2 separate regions of the Mus musculus genome follow, and region 1 is linked to region 2. The links are chromatin loops, found by intact Hi-C in ENCODE. Cell type or tissue: left cerebral cortex. All regions are shown on one strand.

Region 1 (5,000 bases), 140 kb before region 2:
GGCATTGCTTGTTGATTGAAAGCAGAGCAGCATCTAGTTAATTTTGGGTACTGTTGTACCCGACCATCTATGATATATGACTTTGTTCATTGTTAAAATTCATGTGTGTGTGTGAATGTATGTGTGTGTGTGCACATCCACACATTGTGAACCTATGTGTGTGTGCAGGTGCAGGTAGATGCTTTTGGCCTCTGTGCAGAGGCCAGAGAAAGAAGACAGCTATTTTGGTATATCATTTTCCACCTTATTCTTTTGGGACAGAGTGCATCACTGAACCTGGGGCTCAATGTTTTTCCACTGGACCATCTGTCCAGCAAGCTCCAGCAATGTCCACCACGGGACTGGGATTGCAGGTACATGTGGTTGTGCCTGGCTTTTTACGTAGGTGCCAAGGCTCTGAACTCAGCACCTTGTGTTAGAGTAGCATGTGTTCTTACCCAACCTCCTCAGCTGAAGCTGTAGGGATTTCTCCAGGGCCCTTCCCAGTTTCCCTCAGTAGATTGCTGCAGGCTTTTCTGGAGTCCGTCTGAGAACGCGGTATTGCCTCTCCCCTGCTTTTGAAATCCTGTATTGTCTTGTGCTTTAAACTTTCCTGCTGGGCTTAGGATGGCCCGGTGTTTCCTGTGGTCAATAGAAACTGGTAGTCTCCAAGATAGACGTGAGTAAAAGAATCAGCAGACTGTGGCCTGTGGGCTTCATCTGGATATCAGCCTTTGCAAATCAAAGCGTATTGGAACATAGCCGTGTTTATTCCTTTATGTATTGCCAGTAGCTGCTTTTGAGTGGCACCGAAGGATGTCACTGGGACAAAGCCTGGAGGTCCACAAAGTCTAGAATATTCGCTCTCTGGCCCTGTGCTGAATAAGTTTGTGATCCCTGCTGTTGTCCCCTGAAAGAATCTTAGAGAAAGCCAGACACATGGATGTAGGAAGAGGGTGGTGTCACCCAGGCAACTGTATTAGGAAACCTACAGGAGGTAATGTTTTCTAGGTGGCCTTTGTATTTGGGGATACTAGAAGAGAGAGTTTTCTTGCTCATATGTTGAAAGGACTCCTGAGACTAAGCAGAGGTTCCTGGTAGGAACGTGGCCTCTGATGTTCAAGTGCAGAGCCTTGCCTGTCTGTTCTGACTGCCTATCTCATCGCGCCAAGTTTGGAGATTGTGACTCTTTGCAACCACGCAGCAGCCAAGCATGCCAGCTGATGCTTTATATCCTCCCCCCAGCCCTTCATTTAAAAATAAACTTTGCAGAATTTTTCTCACAACTCTTTAAGTATTCTGTTTTGAAACATTTAATTACCCGAGTTATTTATATGGAAAGGTCTGATATTGTTTCTAATGGGAGTCTGTTATTTATGCCTTTTGCTAAATTTTATCTTATATTAGGGGAAGGGCTGAGATTGGTTACTATGGCAACACCCTCAAAAACTGCAACAATCCCATTATGGATGTTAAAACTATAGTCATTCTGGTGGGAGGGCAGCAAGGAGAGTGGGTGGCAGTCTTTTTATTTTTACTTTAGTTTTTAAAGAAGGCCTCTCCCACTTCCAGCCTCTTGCAATTATTTATTTTAAACTTGGCAGCTTAGGGTATCGAATTGAGAAACAAAACAGAAAAAAAGTCTCATGTATTCTTTCATCAAACATCTATATATCTTTTATACCCTCTGAAGGGATACCCTGTTTTATATCTGTTCTTTCATTAAAAATATTGATTTATTTTCCAGACTTCTATTGAGGCCTACTTTGTATTAGAGATGAACAAGGAAGCATCTTTCTACGTATTTTTCCTTTTAACTTGCAAGTAACTTGAAGCCATTGATTCGGTTCACTTTATTTCACTTAAGGAAATTTGTTGAGCACATGCTGCGTGCTAGCATATGTTCATGCTATCACACAAAAGAAAGAAATAAAAATGCATAAGATAGGGGCTTTTATGGAAGAACATTTTCTTAGGGAACATAGATGAATGCTCACAGTGATGAAGAAATGGTTAAAATAAAATACTGTGGGTGCCGATACAGAGATATTTAACCCTCCAGCCTGTGAAACATTGGGGAAAACACTTTGTAAAGAGATGACATTTGGGCTGCTCTGCAGACAGATGGATTTTTTTTTTGGTTAGGGGGTGTGGTGTGGGCATGCGTGTATATCACATTACAAGCAATCTGGACCAATCTGAGAACAAATATATGGAGGTGAGGGAGTCCTTGGCTACCTGCAGAAGGACTCAGAGCTATGTGCATGTGTGTTGGACCGTTCTGAGGATATAGGCTGGGCCCATCATGTCTCGTGGACTAGATTTAGGATAGTGAGTCACTGAAGTGTTGAGGCAGGAGAACAACTTGAGCATTTGTGAGACAAATTCATAGTGAAATGATGGAAGGGGGCACCTTGGGCTTCATAGGAAGAGTTGTAGAGTAAGAAGATGTGTGGTTAGGAATTGGTGATCTCAGAGGAGGGGAGGCCCAGAGCCTGAGTGAGCATCCCACTCATCAACACACCCCTCTGTGCTCAACATGCCATCTCACTTTTAAAAAAATAGATATTTTATGTATGTTTGGTGTATATGTATGGCTTGGGTATTTAGGAAGAGAGAAACTTCATTTGAAAGATGGCCTGCATCAGATTGGCCTACGGGCATGTCTGTGGGGCATTGTCTTAGTAGTTAATGAATTCGGGAGAGGCCAGCCCTTCGTGGGTGGTACCATCCTTAGGCAGTGGTCCTGGGCTGTATAAAACAGCTAGTTATCAAGCCTGAGAGTGAACCTGCAGGAGACATTCCTCTGAGGTTACTGCCTTGATTTCTCGAACTTGTCTCTCTCAGTGATGGACTGTTACCTGGAGATGTAAGACGAAATAAACTCTTTCACTCCTGAGTTGCTTTTTATTTAACTATTAGCACATCAAAATAGTGGAATAGAAGTGAAAAGAAATAAGGATACTCGTGTGTGTGGTATGTGTGTGTGTTGCGTGTTGTGTGTTGTGTGTGTGTACCCATGTATACACAGGAGGAGGCCAGAAGACTTTCTTTAGTAATCACTTCCCACCTCATGCCACTGACATAGAGTCTCTGACTGAGCCTAAAGCTCAGCCCTTTTAGGTAGGCTGTCTGGCCAGTGATAGGTTTGTCTGGCTTTCTCCCACATTGCTAGTGCTACAGTTGTGTGAGTACAGGCCTAGCATATGGGTAAGTGACAGGGGTCTGAACTTAGGCCCTCATGCTTGGATAGCAAGCACTCTGAATCACTGAGCCATCTCGTCAGCCTGCAAGCTTCATAACTTTAAAGAACTAGATTCTGAGGTATGAATGCGATCAAAATAGTTAGAGTTATTTTTGACTGATCTAACGTTTATAACTATGATCAAACAATCCTCGAGATAACCACATTTGGCGTGTGGAATGTAGAACCTAAGACAGCTTTGATCTTCACTACTCATCTTTAACCAGTACAGTGAGGCATGCCCTGCCCTGGCAACTCTGGCCATTTGGGTAATAGAAGCCATTCATGTGGAAAACATCACACTAACTCAGCAAGAGAAATCAGCAATAAAGGCCCTGAGGCTGATTTAGATTCGAGGCTTCTTCCCTCCTTGCTGTTCAGCGCCTCTAATCCCCACTGGAGGTGGCGGACAGCCCGTTTCTCCTTTTCTACCAGAGCATCTCACCTGTTTTCTTAATGTGCTGGCCTCTGACCTGTTAGTCTGGTGTCAGAGTTCCCTGCATCCAGCAGGTAGTTGATATCACTTCTTGGACTGCTTTGCATCGTCTTTCCTTCCATATTGATGAAGGGTTCATACTTATGGTTCCCTGAGACAAGGACAGTGGTTATCCTAGCTGTACTTTACTCCCTCCCTTGCCTCCTGATAAACACTTCCTAAGACAATCGTGTGGTGGCCACCACATCTTGTGCTGGTAGCGTTCATCTTCTTTATAGGGGATTCTAAGCACACTTGGCTTCTTCAAACATCCCTTCCTTCTTCAAAGTGTGCAGCAAGCCCATTTCCCATGCTAGGTAAAGCAGATGCAAACTGGCCTGCCTCCTAACCTGCAAGAATTGCCAAGGCATAGGAGAAGGCCTTTCTCTGCTACTTTAAAGCTCCTGTCTCTTGATCTGGTAACTGTCCTTAACCACCTCTCTTCATGGTTTGAGGAGTATTTACCTCTTAACACATCATTAACTCCCTGGAACAACTCCTCCCCCAAACACCAGATTTCATATACTCGTATTCCTGTTGTGGGATGAAGAAACTAAGAGTTTTATAAGCAGTCCATTGGCATCTTCTTTGTCAAATTTCAAAAGTGGTCTGGTTCTTTTCTGAAAATGCATCATGCCTTCCTTAAAGCTTGCGAGGGACTATCCATGGGAATATCTTGTTACGCGAATGCAATCCTCCTGCCTTGAAAATATTTCCATCTACTTGGGTGTTTTGTTCCATGGGTTCAGAATCGGCGATGAGGGATGGGTTGCACTGAATGGCAAGAGTGACTGTAGGTAGCCTTGGTAGAGATTGCATGAGTACCTTAACCAGAGACACACACACTCCCTCCTCGAGCCACCACTGTATGAGCAGTTGTACAGGTCACAAACACTGTTTACAGTGACCGATTTCCCCTATGCTGGTGATGAATTTCAGCCTGAGTCTAGTCCAGATTTCTTCCTGGGCAGATTTTAATTGACAACCCAGTAGAATTCTCTTATTAAAACATCACAAGCTTAACAAGAAGTGTTGCTTTAGGCCCCATCCTCCCACCCCAGATAGCCTTTCATCTTCACATCACTTTCTCTTTAGTCTTAACTGATACCCAGAAACCCCCTGAAGAGGCTCAAATCGGAGACCTGTGCATCACCTCTGGATTCTTAAGCTTTGCCTTAACTTCTTAGTAGTTTGGTGATTTCTGTACCCACATTGCAAATTAGTGGCTTTTTTTTTTTTAAGTATAAAGACTTTTATGGGATGTAGTGGCGTGGAAACCGTCCATTATGAATGGCTTGAGGT
Region 2 (5,000 bases):
AATCCATTTTCCTGAGAGGTGGACTCATGGCCACATGATTGACAGGCCCAGTTGGAGTAACTCTTAACAGAGGAGACCAGAATGTTCAATGTTCTTTCCCCCAAACAGACCAGAAAGTCAAGTCACCACCAAGAGCCAGAAATAAAACTCAGATTTCATTCTTTTGCCCATGAGATGCTAGCTTTCACTTAAGAAGCATCAACCGAGCCCGGTATTTCTGCATTTTTTTTCAGGCTTGTCTTAAAAGCTGAGGAGGCACAGTTGTAATGTTTCTTGGGTTCAAGGCAGATAATGAGGAAGGAGTTCAAATTCAATGACTCGGAAGCCTGATAATTTCCTGTAATACAGTGCCTTTTTAGAATTCCCGGTGCTCCATAGACTAAATAAGAGGACCCTACGCACAATAGCATAGGGAGATAGGGCTCATTGATGAGGATGCTTTCCAGGCACTGTGGTGCTGGGAATCCATCCTAAATGTTTGCCCATTTTGAGCAGCGTTGCCCGACATGTGTGTGCCCTAATCTGTTAGGGATCAGGTAGGTGGTGGGGCTGGAAGAGTTATCAACTCTGGTTTCCTTAGCTTCATGGTAAGTCCCATTAGTGGCATGACTCAAATGTCACATGCACTTTCTGTAGGTGGTGCTCAAGCAGAGATCTGACCAGGACACTGATAGGAAAGAGGAGAGCAATGGCTATTTGTTTATGAGCATTCTAGTTATGACCATTTGCAATCCAATTGTATTATTGCTGCTGCTGTTTCAGGACTGCTGCTATCGCTGTGATTCTTCGGTTTCACATTCTTCCCCACATGGCTGTGTGTATTCTCCCTCCTCCCCTCCTTCCTCCTCTTCCTCCCTAGCCCTCCTTCTGGTTTTGGATGTAGAGGAAGACACTTGGAGCGATAGCCTTAGGTTCTGATTTTCCTTATCTTTCGTTGTCTGAAAAATTAGTTGCCAAACATACTTACTGTTCTACATCATGTTAGGAAGACCAATGCCAAGAGGGGGATCACACATTAAGAGCTCACAGACACACAGTGTTGTTGCTGAGGTGTTCTGTGCACTCGGCTGGAAGCTGGTGACTTAGTTATCAATGCTATCCACAGAGACTGATGTCTAGACTTGGATGATGGGTCCACAGAGGAAATAAAAAGTGACAGTTTCTTTTCTTCTACCTTCCCCAGCATCCCCAGGGCTGTCTGTCCCTCCAGGGCCCTGTCTCTACAGAAGTGTTAGGTGTGATCCACTGGGCTCCACTGTCCTTCCTCAGGGAAGCCAGCCATCAGTCACAGGTTGCCAGCAGTCTACACTGACACCTTCCAAATGCACAAGCACTCCCAGCCTTTCCCATGTGGGCTCTTTGATAATCTCTGTTATTATGAGTTTTTGTGCTCAAAATAGGTTTGGTGTAATATTTATTATAATATTTAATATTTATTTGGTAATATTTAGTTTATTAATATATATATGTATGCATATATGTATATTTATGTGTATGATGCTAGGTTCAAAACAGCTGTGTCTTAGCATGAAAAATAACAGCTAACCCATTAAATGATTTGTTATGTGGTTCCAATTCATCACCTAAGGGAGGCAAGCACTGGTTTGAAGAAGAGCCTGTTGAAGAAAGTAACTGTTTACAGTCTTTAGAAAGTTTAAGATCCTCACACACTACATGCTGCATTTGCTGCTGTGGTAGTTACTACCATCCAACAGAATTATCCCGGCAGGCAGCTCTTGCTCAGGCCTGTCCTTGTAGAGGCCTCTGCACATCCCTAGGCGATGCTGGCAGGAGTGACATCAGAAGCCCATACGGTCATCTCTCTACGTGCACCATGTTCGAGTGTTTAATCATTGGAGATAACATAGACCCCAGAAAGCTTTTCTCTGTGAATTTAAACGCGTGCCCAAAATCAAGGCTAAATTTGATGGCACTTAGGAGCCAGACACATTGGGTGTGCTGTGCCCTAATGGGGCGATCTTGGACCGGTCACTGGCTGCGTGTGGGTTTTCTTACCTGTGAAGCAGGGATAGATAAGGGCTATCCCTACTTCACAAGGCTGTAAAGGTTAAGTGAATGACCATCTGTGATGTGCCTGTCAGGGCATAGAGCAAGACCTGTATTCTAACCAGTGGCCCACGCTGTCCTTGTTGCTAGTGGTTTGTTATTGTTGCTTCCTGGGTGTGAATCCCGACTTGTAATCTCGCTCCTGAAGATTTGGGTAGAAACCCAAATAGCACCGACGAGATTTGTGCCTAGAACAGAAGCTTAAAGCAACCAGTCATGGAGATGCAGCCTCCGAGAGTATGGGTGGAATGCTTGTTTTGTACATAAGAATATTGACTCTGTCCCTCAAGAGTGAAGTTGGAATGTGTGAAAAAGTTTGAAAACGTAAGGACAGTGCTTGCGTTGTTCAGGCGTAGCACTTAAAACTGGTGTAACAGACTAAAGACCTTGGTTTATGTTATAAGCCCTCTTTGTAACAGGTATTGCTGTTATATTGCGAAGAAGCCTGTCTAGGCCACTGGTGTGCCTGTGGGTAGTTACCTTGACATGTTTAGGGGTTTTCAATTTGCTTAGTAACAGAAGCACTTACAATTTTGCTTAATTTAAGGAGTCTCGCGTTCATTCCAGGGAAGTCTCCAGAACAGCTTGCTAACACTTCTCTCCTGTATTTTGAATTGAATGTTGTAGAAATCCGCTCTCAGGAGGAAGTGTGCCGTCTGCAAAATCGTGGTCCACACAGCCTGCATTGAGCAACTAGAGAAGGTAAGCGAGCGCCACCTGCTGGCGAGTGTGTTGGCTTCGGTCACTTACCAAGATCTGGTGTCAATGTCTAACTTTTTAAAAAACAAAACCAAAAATTGTTGAGTTCAGGATGACTTACCAGAATAACAATGAAAAGACAATATATAAAGGTCAGCCATGGTCTTGTTTTCCTGGGTTTAATTTGATATTATGTTGCATTGAACTTTGGGAAAGCTTGGCAACACTTACAATAAGCCTTTTAAGATTGTAGCTTCCATATGTTTCTCTCGGTGAGTTCACATATTCCTAAAGGAGCTCGAAGGGAGAGTTAGCCAAGCCAGCCGAAAGCAGCTCCCAGATGCTGCTGCAGACCTCACGGGCAGCAGTTTTTGCTGGTGCAGCATGAAATGTGTGGCTAAGCCAGGAGTGGCATCCCAAGGGTGGTGTCTTGTCTCCAGAAGTGGATTCTGAACTGTCTATTCATTTACCATCTGGGGGGAAGGGCAGAGCTCTGCGAGAGAGCTGCTTGCTGCTCTCATTTATAATTCCTCCTCCGTGTCCAGGCGAGACACTGAGTGGGATCTATATTCGTGCGCTGCCCTTGGCAATCACGGTGGGACTATTTTAGCTTTGTACAATGTTTGCTTAGCTTCGCCAGCACCTCCAGCTGCTGTCAACCTATATCTCACAGCCATGCCTAACACTTGGACTAGATTTTTCTCGTCTGCACTCTACTTCACTTTATACAGGAGCAAAAGAGCTCACGAGGACACTTCTCATCCACAGAGCAAGGCAGTGCTGAGTCCTTTTACAGGGAATATCTGTGCGTGTGTTTGAATGGTTATCACAGCAGTTAGGACTTCTCAGGTTTATATTTTCTACTTTAAAAAAAAAAGCAAAAAAAAAAAAAAAAAAAACCCAACTTACCCGGATGACTTCAGCTGCCATGTACTTTACCTGTGACTTTGGTCTCCATTTTTCCAGATTCATGGGCTAAGAACGTTTTTGTTTGTTTGTTTGAAGTTAGACTGCATGGATGAGAATGCAGGACTGCCGACTGGAGGTGTGAAATGGCACTGTACCTCTGTGGATCGTCTAGTGAGATGCTTCGGGAGAGTAGGAGCAGGCTAGAACGGATTCCTTATTCTTCCTGGGCTTGGTTTATAGCCTTCATGTCTACCACTATTGGTTGCTTTCTGGTCTCAGGTAGCTCTCTTCAACCTGTTGCTCGTCACTAACATTAACATACTTTTCTCTTCAAATGGCAGATTAATTTCAGATGTAAACCAACATTTCGGGAAGGAGGCTCCAGATCGCCAAGAGAAGTGAGTTTTGTGAGTTGTTTCAGAGAGCACCTTGAACTCTCCTAGGTTCACCGAATCTCCCAGGGATTCACCTAGGATTGACAAATGAGGTCTGTCTCCCCTCATTATACAGCAGTTTCTTCTTAATGTGTCAATAAGGACAAAGAGTCTCCAAGATTCTTCGGTATACTGTACTTTATTCTGTCAGTGGAGTGGGTTTGGGAGCCAGAGTCTTAACGCATGAAATGGAAAAGTGGGGTTGGGGGAGTTCCCCATTATTCTAGACAGTTTAGAACTAGGGTCTGAGTTGTACTCTCTAGTCCACAAAAGGAGGATGAGGAAAAGGAGGGAGGGAGGGAGGGAGGGGGGGAGGGAGGGAGAGAGGGAGAGGGGGAAGAGGAGGAGGAGGAAGAGAAGGAGGGAGGGAGGGAGGGAGAGAGAGAGAGAGAGAGAGAGAGAGAGAGAGAGAGAGAGAGAGAGAGAGCCAGATAATGGGCTTTCTGAGAGATGTGGGCACTGATTGAATCTTTTAGGACTCTTCTAGGGCAAAGGGTGCGATGTGAGATACAGGGAGACAACCATTTAGACAGAAACAGCAGCAGCACATAAGCCTAGGTGAGAGCTTAGTAAGATGCATTACTTGGGAGGAGAGTTAGAGCTAGACAGTGGAAGTCAGGCTTCCACTTCCTTGGACGCAGGCTGGAAGTCATCAGGGATTTGCAGGTTCGCACTGCGCTATCTAAGTAGAATATATTATGCTGCCTGCAGTGTGGAGGGAACATCATGAGGGTCGATGCTGTTGGGGACATAGAGACAATTAGAGCAGCTCTTGCCATAGAGGTTAAGAAATAATTGTGTCTGAGCTGAGAGAAACATGCTTGCTAAGATGAGTTTACAGGTGTAAAGTTGGCAAGAATTAGTGAAGGATTTTGGGTGTGTGGGGAGTTA

The links. A loop is a pair of places that touch in the nucleus more often than their neighbours do. Peaks named below come from ENCODE experiments on the same cell type or tissue, not always from the same donor. Only the 100,000 strongest peaks of a DNase experiment are listed, where the experiment ranks them.
Region 1: it touches region 2 in a loop (2.0-fold over the local background); 1 of 42 quality-filtered maps calls a loop at or near these places.

The regions. Positions count from the first base shown.
Region 1 is chr6:37,238,762-37,243,761 of GRCm38, reverse strand. The region is part of intron 1 of Dgki (diacylglycerol kinase, iota); the gene reads left to right. Among named protein-coding and RNA genes, the nearest start is that of Dgki, 59 kb to the left of the region's middle. In left cerebral cortex, no CTCF peak of the experiment used is centred here; DNase peaks (open chromatin) are centred at 1,173, 1,471, 1,896, 2,180 and 1 more place; H3K27ac peaks cover 2,716 bases.
Region 2 is chr6:37,095,321-37,100,320 of GRCm38, reverse strand. It overlaps Dgki (diacylglycerol kinase, iota), which reads left to right. Exons shown (of 34, transcript NM_001081206.2): 4 at 2,695-2,769; 5 at 4,017-4,073. Among named protein-coding and RNA genes, the nearest start is that of Gm52857, 190 kb to the right of the region's middle. In left cerebral cortex, a CTCF peak has its summit at 2,788 (motif pointing left); DNase peaks (open chromatin) are centred at 2,756 and 3,263.